Linked DNA regions of Homo sapiens: region 2 is linked to region 1. Evidence: chromatin contacts called from ENCODE Hi-C or POLR2A ChIA-PET data. All regions are on one chromosome and are shown on one strand. Each heading gives the region's core, a stretch centred on a gene start or an enhancer-like site at or near the end of the contact. The rest is flanking DNA. Distances are from core to core; before and after follow the strand shown.

Region 1 (3,172 bases), core at 449-2,948:
TGTGACTCAGGAGTATGTGGCAAAGGCACACTTAGGATTATGCAGGAACAGCTTTCATTAAGAGAGCTACTAGGTGACATCTTCTCCATGGTGGCTGCTCAATTATTAAATGAATGATTCCTGGAGACCTTTTGTAGTTTCTATTATTTATCATCATTAGGCCATAACCTAAGGTAAGGTGAGATTGCCTTATAACATTTTTTATACATAAAAAATACTGGTTGCATGCTGCTATCTGCTGTGCAACAGAATGTCATAGGATCCAGTGTATGAGGCTCTATTCTTCCATGGAGGGGTGTTACATAAACCCATTAGTGAAATTTAGGGAAATTTCACCCAGACTAGGGAGGATGAAGAATGGAGCATCTATCTTTTGACAGAAATACAGTTACACACACACATACACACACACATACACACACACAGAGAGAGAGAGAGAGAGAGAGAGAATGAGAAACAAAAACAGAGGAGTACAAAATTGAGCCTAAGAAAAAGAACTGGAACCAATAAAAATTGTAACTAACATTTATTAAGTATCTTCTATGGGCCAGTCTCTTTATCTCCAATCTTCAACAACCAGCAAGGCAGGCAGGAGAAAACTGAAGTTCAAAAATGTTACATAACTTCCCCAGGGTCATAAAGCTATATATACATGACAGAACTGGAACTGGTAGTGTTGGTATGTGTCTGACACCAAAATCACTACACATTCTAGTATACCACTCTGTTAAAAAAGTGTATTTGGAAAATTTAGGGATCAGAGGATTTGGAGAATTTTCTTTCCCTACTTCCCCTCTGACAGTCGTGTTTGTTTTTGGTTCTGATGTTTGCACCCTAGAGGCTGACTGGGATCAAATATGGGGCATCTGTAAACAGAATGATTCCATAGCCCCCACTGTGTAATAATTTCCTTCCTTCAGAGCCTTACTAGGATTTGCCTGGGATGAGGGGTGGAAAGGTGGGAGAGAAGAGGTTGGGAGGGAGAGGATGTTAGTAAAAGATGGGTGATTCTTTGCTTACCTTTAAGTTGTTTATGAATTTCAGGACAACCCGTTGGCTATTCTCTTCTCTGGCTTGGCATATATATATATGTATGTATTTTTTTTTCATTTTTGTTTTGTGGGGGTGGTGGTTTAGGTGTTAAGGGTTTGGTTGATATCTGTAGAAAATTTCTTAATGATCTACACAGTAGATAAAAAAACAAGTTAAGGTCAAAGACAATTCCTTCGTCTGTTTTGGGAGACGAGTGTGTATGTTTGAAAAAAAGGTTTGTTCTGGGTCACTCTTCTTTCATCCAGACGCATTAAAGGAATTAGAAGGGGGTCTCCCTGCCACCCCCGAAACCGTGAGAGTCAAACGGAGATTCCCTTATATTCCTGCTCTCAGGTGCGGGTCCGAGTGACAAGAACGTTCACGTATCTTCGGGAGAGAACGAAAAGGTGCTCGGGTCTGGCGGGGGCGGGGAACGCCAGGGGTTGGTGGGAACTGAGGGGCTTCCGGTTCCCGGGAAGCGGAGTCCCGGGCCGGCCGCGGGCCGCGGGCTACGCAGGGAGCACGGGGCCCTCGCCGCCCCCAGGCCGCGCTCCTTAGCGTTCCCTGCGGCTCGTGCCCAGCGCGGCCGCCGCAGTCCCGACGCCGTAGCCGGACGTGGGGTCCAGGGGGCGCTGTGGCCCAGCGGCGCCGGCGGCAGGAGCGGCCACCCGACGCTGGAGGCTTCGCTGAGGATCCCCGCCTGCCGCACCTCGGTCGTCCCGCCGCAGCCTTGCGCCCCCGGCCCGGCTCGGCGGCGCTCCTCCGGGATCCGCGTGGCTGCCGCGGCCCGGGCGCCGATGCGGCTGGGCGGGTGCCGGGCCTTAGCAGCAGTAGCAGCCGCAGCTGCGGCTACCGCAGCTCCTACAGGAGTGGGAGGTTTCGCGGCGGCGCCTGGGGCCGCGCCGGTGCCCTCCGGAGGAGGCTTTCGGCTCAGGGACGACCCCCGTGGCCATGCTGAAGCGGAGGCGGCCGCTGCTCGAGGTGAGTGTGGCGCGGCGTGGTCCGGGGCTCGCCGGCCTCCCGCCGCCTGTGGGGGCCCTGGCGGCAGACCGCGGGCCGGGCGGACGGGGCGTCCTGCCACTGCGGTCGCCTCCCCCACCCTGCGGTCCTGGGGCCTCAGCCCTTTCTCCCCGCGTCCCCCGGGAGGCTGAAGGCCGTGGGGGGCGATTAGGCCCCGCGCCGTTGGGAAGCCCTCGCTCCGGCCTCGGTTCCGGCGCGGCCGGGTGTGTGGAGCTGGGGGCCGGCAGGAGCACGGCCGCCTTTCGGGTTTGCATGGGCCCGGGCCGAGCGCAGCCTCTTAGCCCGGGCCCTGCACGTACATCCCGGAGGGAGGCAGATGACGCCTGTTTGCAAACAAGCTTTGGCTTCCACGCGTCCCATACCGAGTCCCTCAGAATCCCGGTTGTGGCGGGGAAAGGGGGAGGAGAGGAAGGCCAGGGTGAGAATTGGGGGTGCAGAGAGTGCGGGACCAAGAGAGCCCCTGCTACTCCTGGAGTGTCATTCATGGATCTGGCTTGCTCGAGAACAACCTTTTGCGTCTTATTTGAGGTGAAATTTCATCACCTGCCGGTTGCTCATTCCTGCCTCTTTATATTATATCTTGCCTCTAAGCGTGGTCTGCCTTGGAGAAAGCCCCATCGCATCTTTGCGATGCTAAGTTTTGTAGATAAACACTCACAGTTATAAAAACGTCTTTTACAAAGGTCTGCCCCCCACACCCCGCCAGAAGAAATATTTTTATGCTTCAGTGTTCGGTACAAAAATGTTCCACTTAAAGAGATCCAGAGAATAGTTGGCAAAAGGATTTTAAGTCCTCTTTAAGTGCCAGCTACCCTAATAAATACCTGAAGGAAATGGGATACATGCTAAATTTTAGAAATAAAATGATTTGTTCTGATATTAATGTTGAAAATGCTACTGATTACAGTTTGATACCGTAAGTCAGATATTTATGTTTTGTGAGAAATGTGATTACAGGTTATTCTTGTTTTCCTGTTATGTATGTGAAAGTTATAAGACTTATAGGTACTTGCAAAACTTTTATAATCATGAAAAAATATGCTTATTGTAGAAAACTTGGGAATTATAGAAAGGTACCATGTTGGCTCTTAATAAATATTTAATAATAGGAGAAATCACC
Region 2 (3,172 bases), core at 329-2,828, 490 kb after region 1:
GGCCATTGATCGCTGTGTGGTATTGGACTTGTTATTTCAGGCACATTCACCCCTGCGTGGCTCACCCCAGAGGGCTGTTGGGAGGAACAAATTAATTCTTGGCTGGGAGAGGGTTTTGGAAATTGTTGGAGGCTTTCTAGTTTTGCCAAAAGCCAGGGCAGAGCGCTTTCTTCCTCCCAGCTGATCTCCAGGCCTCCAGGAAGCCTCTCCCTCCCAGAGGATTCCTCCCCTGTACTCTCCATCTGATAAAGAGGCTGAAGTGCACCCTCATTAGTGTAGGCTCTCCAGCTCCCAGTCTGCTCAGACCCACAGCTCAGGGGAGGAATGTTCTGGAGGATAATAACAGTTCCCTCCAGCTTTCATATTTGACCTTACAGTGACTCTTGAGGACACCGCCTCCCTCAGAGCCCTCCCCTGCTTCCTCAGATGGTGCCCCTCTGTGTCCAGGTCCTTGCATTTCCCTTTTTACTGCCCTGTGCTGTGATCGTCAGTCAGTCTGACTCCTCCATCAGACTGTGTGTTTCTCAACGGCAGGCCCAGATCTGATCCCTCTCAGGGGCCCTAGGGCCCACCCAGGTCAGGGCAGCGGCACAATCAGCATCTGAGGAGCTGGCCTGGGTGAGGACAAGGAACCCAAAGCTCAGAGAGAAACAGCAGGGAAGGGGTAGAGCTGGGCTGGAGCCCAGATCCCCTGATACCCACGGCCCGTTCCCCACACGTCCAAACCAAGGGCGAAGGAATCGGGGGTGCCCGAGGCACCACAGTAACTATTTCCTACCCTACCCACTGCTGTGAAAAATGTAGAGCTAAGGCACTGAAGGTGCTGTATGAAGCCCTTCCAGATGGCGTAAGGCAACAGGGTACATGGGGGAAGCCAAGGCACTGAGAGCCCCTTCAGACTGTGGTTCTCTGATGCTAGTGAGAACACTGCCCTTGTTCTCTGGAAGTAATTTTTCAAAATGGACAGGTCTGCTGACTTTCTTTGCTGGTCAGTGTGGGGAAGGAGGTTACCGTCTGGGCCCATCCACACCCATATTCGGCTCCTTGTCCCAGGCCAGTGGCAGGCAGTATGAACAGAAGAGTGTGGACATTGTCCGTGCACGAGCTAGCTCTCAGCGAGACTAGCAGGGACTCCAGATGATGAGGACATCTAAAAGCCCGCTAGAAAAGAGGCACCATGAAAGCCGCAGAAAGAGCAAGGACTTCCTACTAGGCCGCCCCCGGTTAAAATCTCGTGGGCTTAGGAACTCCGGGAAATGGCTTCTCTCTGGCCCTCAGCTCTCACCTTTAACACGGATGCGAACATCCCCGGGCCCCTGGGTTTTTGCGGAGGTTGGGTGAGGTTGTGTTCACTCTCCTCACTGACCCCGCCGTGTGGTCGCCGGCTGGTGCCTTGTCTGTCTGCCCCAGCCCCGAATGCCCCGAGACTCCCGGCGCCGGCTCGGTGCAGGTAAGGCGCCCGCGCCCTGGCCTCGAATTCCCGCCCCGCCACTCTGGCCGCGTCGTGCTGTCGTTGCGCACCCAGCGCCCTCGTGCAGGCAGGGGGAGCGCAGTGGGGAGGGGGCAGGAAGCGCAGGCAGAGCCAGGCGAGCACGCGGCTCCCGGCCCAGCTCCCCGCGTCCGCTCCGGCTCCTGCCGCGTTCCAGCAGCCGTCACTCCCGCCGCCGGCCCCCGCCGCCCGCCCCGCCTGCCCCTACCCCTCCGCGCGGGCCGGGCACCTGGCCGCCGCTCGGTCCTCGGGGCCCCGCGCTGCTGTCTCTGTCTCGGCTTCTCTCGGCCCCTGGGTCTCTTCGTCTCTGCCGTTCTCAGGCTCAGCTCCGTCTCGCTCGGTCCCTCGCTTCCCCGCCGGGCTCTAGCCGGCCGTCTGGTGGCCCGAGGTGGCGGCGGGCTGGGCGCGGGGCGCGATGAGCGGCGCCTGCACGAGCTACGTGAGCGCAGAGCAGGAGGTGGTGCGCGGCTTCAGCTGCCCGCGGCCGGGGGGCGAGGCGGCCGCTGTCTTCTGCTGCGGCTTCCGCGACCACAAGTACTGCTGCGACGACCCGCACAGCTTCTTCCCCTACGAGCACAGCTACATGTGGTGGCTCAGGTACCGTCCCTGGCCCTCACCCTACCTTGAACCCCACTCCAGTCTCAGCGCCTTCACCCCAGCCTCAGCCCCCACCCGAGTGTCCACCTGAACATCAGCAGCAAGCTCTAGTCCTTACCGTCCTCATGCCCACAGCATCAACCACCCCGTGAAACCCCATCTCAGCTCGATTTCCTCATCCTGACCCCAACCATTATTTAGAGCCATGCTCGGACCTCCCCCTCCTCTAATCCAAAACAATCCTCACTCTATCCCCACCCCAAACTTCATTCCATCACCACCCTCATCCCAACCCCAAATCACATATCAAGCCTCCCCCTAACAGCAACTTCCATCTTCAAACATTCACAGGCAGCCCAACTCCACCCCAATCATCATCCCACCAAGGTGCCCTTCCTAATATCAACACCAGCCTTATTCCTGACTTTCCACACTCCCCAGTACTGACCCCAGACCTTATTCTATCACCAGCCCCAACCTCCTCTTCTGTCCTGCCTGCAGTCCCACCTCAGCTCTTCTCCCACATCCTGACTCCAAATATTATTAATATCTAGATCTACATCCAAACCTCAACCTCCAGACTTAACCCTCGCCTGGTGCTACACCCCAACCCCAGCCTCAGCCCAGCGTCAACCCTTGGTTCCCTTTTGTATTTAGTCATTCTTTCGGGCACTCTCTACTGAGCACTTGGTGTGTGCCAAGCCCTGTGGTGAGTGCTGGGGATGTACCCCATCCTCAAGCTAAGGCAGAAGACTCGGGAGTCAGAGCTGCCTCCAAGTTCATCATGAGACAATGGCATAGTGCAGAAGCTAGCTCAGGCCATATTCATAGAAGTGTTGACTCTCCACCCATAGGACCTCAGTTTCCCCATTTGTTCAGGGAAGAGGTTGCATTCCTGGAGCCTAAGTGTTGGCTTGAGAGGGTAATAGGTCTCAATCCCCCTGGGTCTCCAAAGGCCTTACCTGGAGAATGGAACTTGATCCTCAGCCTACTTTGGGAAACAGGCATCAGCAAAAATTGAGTGGGCCATCTCAGTAGTTAGTGATTTTCCTGTCCCTGGAGGTATATGAGCAGAGGCTGCTGCCC

Evidence for each region. Hi-C counts contacts between places; a loop is a spot of excess contacts on that map. ChIA-PET counts read pairs that join two places held with the same protein, here RNA polymerase II (POLR2A). Pooled maps may share reads with other maps.
Region 2: a pooled map shows a loop between it and region 1 (5-fold over the local background). The contact joins the promoter of SHISAL2A here to the promoter of ZFYVE9 in region 1. A Hi-C loop is called at or near these places in 1 of 168 maps with a recorded cell type or tissue (OCI-LY7), 5 of 37 single-sample maps with no recorded cell type and 11 of 50 pooled maps. POLR2A ChIA-PET finds 5 or more read pairs at or near these places in 3 of 52 experiments (activated T-cell, activated naive CD8-positive, alpha-beta T cell and naive thymus-derived CD4-positive, alpha-beta T cell).

The regions. Positions count from the first base shown.
Region 1 is chr1:52,140,391-52,143,562 of GRCh38, forward strand. It overlaps ZFYVE9 (zinc finger FYVE-type containing 9), which reads left to right and starts at 1,699. Exons shown (of 19, transcript NM_004799.4): 1 at 1,699-2,013. LOC107984956 (collagen alpha-2(I) chain-like) reads left to right here. Exons shown (of 5, transcript XM_047439476.1): 2 at 803-899; 3 at 1,045-1,091; 4 at 1,387-2,013. RefSeq lists a silencer at 1,499-2,358.
Region 2 is chr1:52,631,590-52,634,761 of GRCh38, forward strand. It overlaps SHISAL2A (shisa like 2A), which reads left to right and starts at 1,579. Exons shown (of 3, transcript NM_001042693.3): 1 at 1,579-2,086. The coding sequence starts at 1,905. It overlaps LOC124904178 (a long non-coding RNA gene), which reads right to left and starts at 1,866. Exons shown (of 2, transcript XR_007066084.1): 1 at 1,719-1,866. RefSeq lists silencers at 1,457-1,566, 1,657-1,846, 1,857-1,906.